2 separate regions of the Homo sapiens genome follow, and region 1 is linked to region 2. A link is a loop called in an ENCODE intact Hi-C map of the cell type or tissue named here. Cell type or tissue: endothelial cell of umbilical vein. All regions are shown on one strand.

Region 1 (5,000 bases), 210 kb before region 2:
TGCTGATAAAGATGTACCTGAGACTGGGCAATTTCCAAAAGAAAGATGTTTATTGGACTCACAGTTCCACGTGGCTAGGGAGGCCTCACAATCATGGTGGAAGGTGAAAGGCACTTCTTACATGGTGGTGGCAAGAGAGTATGAGGAGGTAGTGAAAGCTGAAACCCCTTATAAAACCATCACATCTCATGAGACTTATTTACTACCATGAGAATAGTATGGGGGAAACCACCCTCATGATTCAAGTATCTCCCACTGGGTCCCTCCCACAACATGTGGGAATTATGGGAGTACAATTCAAGATGAGATTTGGGTGGGGACACAGAGCCAAACCATATCACTTGGGCAATGAATTTGTTTTCTGCTTAAATTATATCAGGGGTAAAATGTGATGTTTTGTAACATCAGAACCTTTTTAGAAAAGAAAGTTGTTTTCCAGTGCTCCCGAATAAGTCTCCAAACTTGTTCTTTGCCATATGAAAATGGTCTGTAATGCCTTTTCAGTACTGATAAATAAAAGCACAACCAATGCTTAGTGCAGCACAAGTTAGCATATCTTTCACTCAAGAAGCTGAAAATATTATTGAAGACCCTACAACTGCAGTGGATTATCTGAGGGTTTATAGGGAAGCCCTTTTAAAATTTTGATGTGAAACTCCATAATGCAATGAACACCATTGCTATTTAATCTAAAAGTAGTAATGTCCCTTTTTCTGCATTTCTGAATCAGTGATCATAATAAAGAAATATGCCTCACCATCAATATGCCTTTTACATGCTCCTCTGGCACAAGTCACAAAACGACTTCAAATGATTGGAAACTTAAGTAGAAAGTCTTTGGGAAGAAAATGTAACATCTCATCAAGAGTCCAAATTCCTTTTTTACTTGCTGGCAATGACCTGGAAAATACTGTCTAGTTAATTATGATAAATTCAGCTCATTTTTTCTCTGTGTGAGACAAATTTCAAACCATTGCTTGGTGAGCAGTCTCAGAAAAATGGAGATAGAAAATTGTCCCCCCCCCATTTAATATGACAGTTATAATATATGTGATATAGGATGTATGAGACTTAAATAGATAAAATATCTATGTTTTGTACAATTCTGGGCCCATAGTTCATCAATGGTTACCATGATTTCTATCATCATCATCATCATCATCATCATCGTTCTGGTTGTTTTTGTCATCACCAATTGAGTATCTGCTGTGTACCAGGTCCATATTAAAAGACTGGAGGCAGGCTAGGCGCTGTGGCTCATGCCTGTAATTCCAGCACTTTGGGAGGCTGAGATGGGCAGATCACTTGTTGTCAGGAGTTCAAGACCAGGCTGGCCAACATGGTAAAACCCCATCTCTACTAAAAATACAAAAATTAGCCAGGCGTGGTGGCACACACCTGTAGTCCCAGCTACTCAGGAGGCTGAGGCAGAAGAATCACTTGAACCTGGGAGGCAGAGGTTGCAGTGAGCCGAGATCATGCCACTCCACTCCAGCCTGGGAGACAGAGTGAGACTCCATTTCAAAAAAAAAAAAAAAAAAGATTGGAAGCAGAACCATATCCACTCATGGAGTTTCATAATCTCTAGGGAAATGCTTAACCATTAAAAATTCATGATACAATTATTCTTAAAGGAAGTGGTTTTTAAGTTCACCATAAAACAAGTTGTTGGGAAAGAATTTATTAATCAAATATTCTAGGAAACAAGCTACTAAGCAATCTTATTAAGAATATTCAACCTGAATATTTATACCCATAGAAAACTATTAAATGTAAAGTTATGAAAAGACAATGCACATATGGATCAAGGAATAGAGACGTCTTAAAACAGGAAAAGACTTCTAAATTGTTAACCAAATCTTGGATCTGATCTAACTCAGAGTTTGCACCTTCTTGACTTCACCAGTAGATGCTGCTGTGAAGTAGAACAAGGCCTGCATAGATTTGGACATTTGTGTGCTGAACTCTGAAAATGACTTACCCACAATGGAAAAGAATCCTTACATTCATTTATTTGTTCGTATTTTTGTTTGCTTGCTTATTTAGTTTCAATCCACTGAAAACAACTTGGAAAAACATTTTTTAAGATAACTATCTTATTTTCAATATAACTTCATGGTTTATAAAACACTTTTTTGAAAATTATCTGCTTACTAATCTTTCAACAAGGTAGGCAAGTCTTGTTATCCCTAAGTTCCTGACTAATTTGAGACTCATAGAGATTACTTGACAGGCCTGATTTCTTAGAGTTATTAAGTTAGTAGGTGATGGTGCCAGGATTTGAATACTGGATTTCTGACCCCAAACCCAGCAAACTTTTCTGCTACACTCCAGATTTATAAAACTTGATGCAAGGATCAACGATAGGAGTGTTCATGTTCACTGAATCCAAGAATACATCAATGAACATATACAATTACCTTAACCAAGACTTTAACCTTAGGAGTGCATTTCTTAAGTGGCTGAAAGACAATGCTGGAAACATTTGGCCTTAGTAAAACTCAGGGAAGAGATTTCTAATCTAAGATTTGACAGGAAATGAAATAAAAATCAATTATAATTTCTTGTTTGTTTGCAAATCTAATTCTTTGTTAAAGTGAAGTCAATCAAGTAATTGTAAATAGAAAGCTCTACAATTCTACACTATATGCTTGGTAGTAGAATGTTCTGAATATATTTTAAAGGTGTTAATACTTATAAGCCAATTTATATTGTAATAGACAAGGAAAATAATATCAACTGTGTTTAGTTCATATATTATCTCTGCCAAAAAATTAGCTCTGCTGGAGATATATACATACATACTAGAGTGAAAAACTGTTCCAGTTTGCGTGGGACTGAGGGCTTCCCAGGACATGGAACTTTCAGTGCTAAAGATGGGACAGTCTTAGGCAAACCAGGACAGTTGTTCACTCTACACACACAAATAATATTATTTATATGTATATATATATATTACATATTTATTACACATACATCTTTCCTCCTAATAGCTTGAGTCATCTTGCACAATTACTTTACTATGCTGTAATATGGTGATGTCGCAATAAGTATTTGGTAAATGAAAATGTGTGACAATGTGCTAACATAAGCCAGCATGCTGATACTTCTCTTTAGATATTTTATCTCAGTTTTGCACATTTCTTATTTCCTCCTTTTGCTAACACCTATATATTCTCAAAGTCATTAAATGTTATTGCTTAGTTGTTGTTGTTTTTTTAAGTCAGATATCCAACTTCCTGAGAATTTGTAAAATGCATTTTCCAAGTTTAGGTTATGGGTGTTTTAGGGAGAATAAAGTGCGTAGTTGTTTTTGTTGCTGTTGTTGTTGTTTTGTTTTGCTTTTTTGAGATGAAGTCTCGCTCTGTTGCCAGGCTGCAGTGCAGTGGTGCGATCTTGGCTCACTGCAATCTCCGCCTCCCGGGTTCAAGAGATTCTCCTGCCTCACCCTCCTGAGTAGCTGGGATTACAGGCGCACGCCACTACACCCAGCTAATTTATGTATTTACTTATTTTGAGACAGAGTCTCACTCTGTTGCCAGGCTGGAGTGCAGTGCCATGATCTGGGCTCACTGCAACCTCCATCTCCCAGGTTCGAGAGATTCTCCTGCCTCAGCCTCCCGAGTAGCTGGGACTGCAGGTGCGTACCACCATGCCTGGCTCATTTTTTGTATTTTTAGTAGAAACGGGTTTCACCATGTTGGCCAGGATGGTCTCGATCTCCTGAGCTTCTGATCTGCCTGGCTCAGACTCCCAAAGTGCTGGGATTACAGGCTTGAGCCACCCCGCCTGGCTGTAGTTTTTTAAATTAAAATAAAAATTACTGGATCAAAATTAGATTGAGTGATCAACCAACTAAAAGATTAAACACGACAAAAGTATATTTTTCTCTCACGTAAAAGAAGTCCGTGGGCAGGCAGCTCAGGGCTGGCTAGATGGCTTCACAATGACCAGGAACCCATGCTTCTTCTGTATTGTTGCATGGGGTCTCCTGGTCTAAGATGGTTGCTGAAATTCCAGCCCATTACCATATTCCAATCAGACAGAAGGAGGAAAAGAATCACATATAATATTTCAGCGTTGGTCAGAACATAGTTATATGGCTGCATCAAGCTGCAAGTAATGTTGAAAAATATAGAATTTACTCTGAGTGGTCACATGTTCCACTAAAGCTAGGATTCTGTCATTTAGAGAAAGAGAGAAAATGAATATCTGGGAACAATTAGAAGTCCCTAGAACTCCTAGCTAGACTTACTGCTCTAACAGATGAAATTTCTACTTTTTTAACCCAAGTATTATTTTATTTTCTTCTATTTGTTTGTTCTTCACCCTAAACATGTAATTACTTAAAAAAATTAAAAGTTTTCTTATATTAAATTCTGTCAGCATATGAGTTTGCATTTATCTCGGCCTGCAACATCTGGCATCACTTAAACATGTATAATTCGTGTTGCAGCATGTAAAGGAATTTAAATCATGCCTAATTTTCTGCTTAAGTTTTGGGTCTAGTTTTCCTTCTTCCAGCTGGGAGTTCAAGTCATATAGACAATGGCTAGACAGGGACTTTGCATGTGCCCAGTGTGCCTAGAGCCTTGAATTATGTGATCTCCAAGAGTCTGAGACTGGCCTATCAGCCCCTAACTACAAGTGATTTTCTTAGAGGCTTAGCCTCGTTTGTGGGTTTCACAAGTGGAATGAAGCTATACTTATATGATGAACATACTCAAAAATTATTAGATTCATGGAATTTTATTGCTGAAAGGCACTGAGTCCAATCACCTCCTTTTACTGAGAAGAAGCAGAGGAGTTATGTAACTTGTCTGACACCTAGCTAGTTAGTTACAAAATTACTCCTGGTCCTATTCTCCAAACCTCATGAAGAGGAAATGTCCTGTGGTTGTCCATGCCCTATCTTTCAGAGGACATATCATCACTGTGGGCCCACAACATTTCAGAATCAGCTTTGTGAGGCCCTTCTATCAGCCCTCACATAGAATCTA
Region 2 (5,000 bases):
TGAAGAATGAAGCTCGGAGCCTTGCAGCGGGAAGAACTTTATCTGAACAAGAGGCAGAATTTCCCAGTGGTCCCCTCTTTCTGGAAGCCTTGTCCCTGGTGGGCAGGGGAAGAAGGACAGTGGGGAGATCAAACTGTCACTTTTACAGTGCTAGGGCCCAGGTTAATTACTGACCCCCCTCTCTGAGCCCTAGGGCTCTGCCCTAACCTGGATCCCCTGAGGATCCCAAGAGAGTTCTTTGTGGAGAGGATGAGGCCAGGTATCTGGCCCTTTCAGAAGAAGAGGGGGCACTCGCTATGCTTGAACTATGGCTTAAGAAGCCCTCAAGCACCCCATCACTCCCTTTTTCCCCATCAACAACATGGGATCACCACACCCTAGACTTCACTGGGCTGCCTCAGGGCAAGAAGCAACCAACTAATTTTATGGAGAATCTTGGGAGAGGGCATGGCCAGGAGCCCTTGGTGAGTCCGCATGGCTGCCAGGAAAGGATTTTTTTTTTTTTTAATTGTTCTGCCAGATGGCGGACGTGCTATCAAACTGGAACAATTTCATGTTAATATCTTGACTTGGAGTTTCTGACCACTCAGATTGTATAAATTAAACCTCAAAGCTGTGTATGGGCAGAATCTGAATTCTTTTCTACCCAGAGGCCAGGGGAAACAGACAACTTTGCTTGACATTTCCCTTTGCCTGAGCATCTTTTTTCTGGCAGCATAGCCTTTTGAGGGCCCTAGCCATTATGCAGAGCCTTGATTCTGCCTCCCCACCTTGCATAGGCCAAGGCCTTGCCTATTGTACTAGCATGTCAGAAACCCAAACCTCTTGATCGCCAAGATCACCAAATACCCTCAAACAGGATTGGGGACTAGTATAAGCATCATCTCACCACTTCTGGTGTATGAGAGTTTCTTCTGTTTCCTTTGAGCTCAATATTTTAAAGACTATGTATTATATTTAATTCATCATTTCTAGGTGTTTTGTATTGAGAGGTTTTTCAGGGTATCTAGTTTGTTATGATGACAAAACTAACAGTCCACAAGCTATTACTTTCCTCCCACCAAAATCATCAATGAGTAATAGCCACTTTTCAGTCATTCTCCAAGTCGGAGCCAATTTCTTCATAGTTAGGACAGGTATACTATCCAATTAATAGACAAACATACCCTGCAGAGAAATCTTCCTCATATCTGAAACGTTCCTGCCAAATCCTTTCACTTTATCAGGTTCTAAGAGTTCCTGGATTACTCAAAAAGTTTATCAATGTGAGCTTCCTGTGAGACATTCTAGGAAGTTTAATTGGGAACAGAAAAATATGGAGCCATTTGAAATGATCCAAGTGGGACTCAGGTGGGTTCCATAGTGTTTGCGTGTTAGAACACACTTGATTAAAGCTTCTACTCCATGTTTGTTTTGTCTTGTTTTCAATTAAAGAAGCAGATGAGTCAAAAAAAATTAAAACCTAGACTTGCTCAAAAACACAAAACTTTCTTGGTGAATCTCACTTTTAGGTAGGATTCTGAAAAGAAAATATTGTTGGTTTGGAGAAATTGCAACTAGTTGTTCTTGCTGGTTTAGCAACATATTGTTGTACTAAGGAAGAAGATGGTGCAATTTCCCTGTAATCTTCAGCCCCCATATGAAGTGCTTTCTTTCCTAATTATTGTTTGAAAATCAAAACGTCTGTGTTAAAGGCCATTTACTTACTGAATGGCAAATAGGAGAACAAGCATAAACTGGTCAGAGAAAATGGCTTTTTAAATCCTCAGCCATTTACACAGGGCCAGAGAAAAAGATCAAGCTTCTCATGGCACAAAAAAACCATGACCATAGTTACCTCCTGATATTAAGTAAAATCCCTATAATGACTAAATATTCAGAGTTAGGCATGAAGAATATTTCGGAGTAGGAGAATAAATGGGAAGGAAAAGGATAATGCCCTAAAAGTGAGTCACTGACTACCAAAATATTGTGCTATGGTCTGAACGTTTCTCCTAAAATTCATATGTTGAAATTTAATTGCCAATGTAATAGTGTCATGAGGTGGGGCATTTTGAAGGTGATTAAATCATAAGGGGAAAGCTCTCATGGATAGGATTAAGGCCCTTATATGAGGGCTTGAGAGAGTGGGTTCTCTCTCTTCTGTTCTTCTGCCATGTGAGAACACAGTGTTTGTTCCCTCTGGAGGAAGCAGGATTCAATATGCCATCTTGGAAGCAGAAATATCTTCACCAGACACAAAACCTGTCAGCATCTTGATCTTGGACTTTCCAACCTCCATAACTGTGAGAAATATACTTCTGTTCTTTATAAATTACCCAGCCTAAGGTATTTTGTTATAGCAGCATAAACAGACTAAGACATACATCAAAACAATAATCCATAAAGAATCAAAGACTAGACCTTTTAAGCTAACCTGGGGTCCACTGGACAACATTATGATGCTTTGTTCTTGGTAATCCACTTTTTGACCATGCAGACTTTCTCACAGTAGCTCTCGTTGGTGCCCTCCTCACAAACTGCCCGCACCTTACACCCCTTCCTCCTACACTGGAACACTGTCTGCCCTCCCATTGGGCAGAGTGGCTGGGTGATGTGGTGTGGTGATCTGGAAAGATCCAACAACCTGCAACAGGAGACATATAGAGAACTATATCAGGAGGCTCCCAGAAGAGAGAGTAGGCAAAAGTTTGGAAAGTAGACAGCTTTGCAATCAAAATGATGACCCAGCCAAAGAGGGTAGATTCTAGGACTGTGATCTCTGAGAGGATTTGTGGTGAGGGAACTTAGGCAGAACCCCATTTCAAAAGGCAGTAAGGGACTTTGTTCAAGTACTTCCTTCAGCAGTAAGCCTGTCCAAAGATTCAGGGCTCGTTGACAGGCAAGGTTCCCACACTGGTTACTGCTATAGCCATTGCAGCACTAGGGGGAGCCCTAAGGCAGGCTGATGCAGTGCTGGGTTGCACCCGAAGCCCATGCCCCAGAGACTAGCGCAGCACTGGGGTGCTGCTAAAAAATGCTCTGCATTACTAATCACCAGGGAAATATAAATCTAATCACCAGGGAAGTGTAAATCAAAACCACAACGAGATATCACCTCACCCAGTTAGAATGGCCATTAACAAAAAGACAAAAAAATAGCAAGTGCTGGTGAGGATGTGGAGAAAAGGGAACCCTTATACACTGTTGGTGAGAATGTAAATTAGTACAGCCATTGTGGAAAACAATATTTAGGTTTCCTCAAAAATATTAAAAATATAACAATCATATGATCCAGCAATTCCACTACTGAGTATATATCTAAAGGAATTGTAATCAGTAGGTCATCTGTTTACATAACCAAATGAAAAAACATCAGTTAAGTCAAAGAGATATCTGCATTCTCTCATTTTTCACAGCACTATTTACAATAGGCAAAATATGGAAACAATCTAAGTACCCATGACAAATGAAGGGATAAAGAAAATGTGGTGTATATATACTCAATGGAATGCTATTCATCCATACAAGAGAATGAAATCCTGCCATTTGCACAACATGGATGAACTTGGAGGACATTATAGTAAGTGAAATAAGCCAGGCACAGAAAGACAAATACTGCATGATCTCACTCATATATGGAATCTAAAAAAGTTGCTCTCATAGAAGTAGAGAGTAGTAAAGTAGTTACCAGCTTGGGTGGTTGGGGAAAGCGGAATGTGGGAAGACATTAGTCAAAGTATACAAAATTACAGTTAGATAGGAGGAAGAAACTTCAAGAGGTCTATTGTATAGCGTGGTGACTATAGTTAATGACAATATTCTTGAAAAATGTAAAGAGAGTAGATGTTATGTGCTCTTGCCACAAAAAATGATTACTATGTGAGGTAATGCATTTGTTAATTAGCTAGATTTAACTATTCCACAATGCAATGTTATCTGTCAATTTTAAAACAAATAATAAACCACATACAATATAATTTGTGAAAAAACAAAAAAAAAGCAGGGACTAAACAAGGGCAGAGGAAAGGAACTAAGAGCACCAGCAGCTAGTTGAAATGAATCCCAAGACCAAGGGAGTGATCACAAGGATGGAGACAGCGGTCTAGGAGCCAGATCAAGGACTCACTCAGTGTTGCAGATAATCATTTGAGATAACACGGGCTCCTCCAAGGCATCCTTCCCCCAGGGCTTCTGTGTGCCCATTACTCTTCTTGATGCAGCAAGAAGAAAGAATCAAATTATTGGCCATGACTACCAAAATAGGCTCTCAAAATTCATACCAGAAATTATCATATTAAAAGCTAAAATGTTTAGAGACAAACGATTGTTTTGGTTCCAAAAGCTCTGCTCAATTTCTAAAGGTCTGAACAAGAAGTTTATACTATAAACACTGGAGTTGGAAAGATCACAGGGTAATGTAAAAGCCATTTCTTTCCTCTCAGCACAGCCGCTGCTGCCTCCCTAGAACAGAGGCAAATCTCACAGTTGTGAGGAAAGAAGATAATTGGGAAAAGAGAGCAAGAAAACAAGTAATTGATATGAATTCCTGAGAAAGGGGCCTCCATGGAGCTGGGGTGAAGCCTCTAGAAGAAATTTAAAGTAGTTTTGGGAAGGAACTGAGAGCATAGTAAACTTCTGCTTCCCTTCCCAGAAATACCTAAAGCCTCTTGGAGAAGCCTATATTCAACATTAGGCTACAGCTGAAAACCGGCAAAGTCTGAGAGATGTTCTGTTAGATTGGCCTGAGCACAGCTTCAGTGAGACTCAGCACCTCCAGTGGTATAGGAAAGCAGACAAGAGTTCCCAGGGCCCCCCTTGAAAAGGGTTCAGGAAAGCAAAGAGAGGTCCTGAGATGGGGATGTTGGGCACAGGTGCCTGGAACTAGCAAATGAAGGCCCGTGGCCAGGACATAACCATATGCCAGTGCACAATTAGAAGGACCAGACAGATTGAGTTATATCTTATAGATGCCAGAAGACAGAGATGGCTATCAACCAGAATCATCCTCTTTATGAAAT

Evidence for each region. A loop is a pair of places that touch in the nucleus more often than their neighbours do. Peaks named below come from ENCODE experiments on the same cell type or tissue, not always from the same donor. Only the 100,000 strongest peaks of a DNase experiment are listed, where the experiment ranks them.
Region 1: it touches region 2 in a loop (5-fold over the local background); 2 of 110 quality-filtered maps call a loop at or near these places.

Annotation. Positions count from the first base shown.
Region 1 is chr3:157,444,136-157,449,135 of GRCh38, reverse strand. All of the region lies in intron 4 of VEPH1 (ventricular zone expressed PH domain containing 1), which reads left to right. Among named protein-coding and RNA genes, the nearest start is that of PTX3, 9.8 kb to the right of the region's middle. In endothelial cell of umbilical vein, a CTCF peak has its summit at 1,906; a DNase peak (open chromatin) is centred at 1,935; H3K27ac peaks cover 805 bases.
Region 2 is chr3:157,237,216-157,242,215 of GRCh38, reverse strand. It overlaps LOC101928236 (a long non-coding RNA gene), which reads right to left. Exons shown (of 10, transcript XR_007096141.1): 3 at 2,417-2,626. LOC105374179 (a long non-coding RNA gene) reads left to right here. Exons shown (of 3, transcript XR_007096142.1): 3 at 1-1,405. Among named protein-coding and RNA genes, the nearest start is that of CCNL1, 80 kb to the right of the region's middle. In endothelial cell of umbilical vein, a CTCF peak has its summit at 2,915 (motif pointing right); a DNase peak (open chromatin) is centred at 2,905.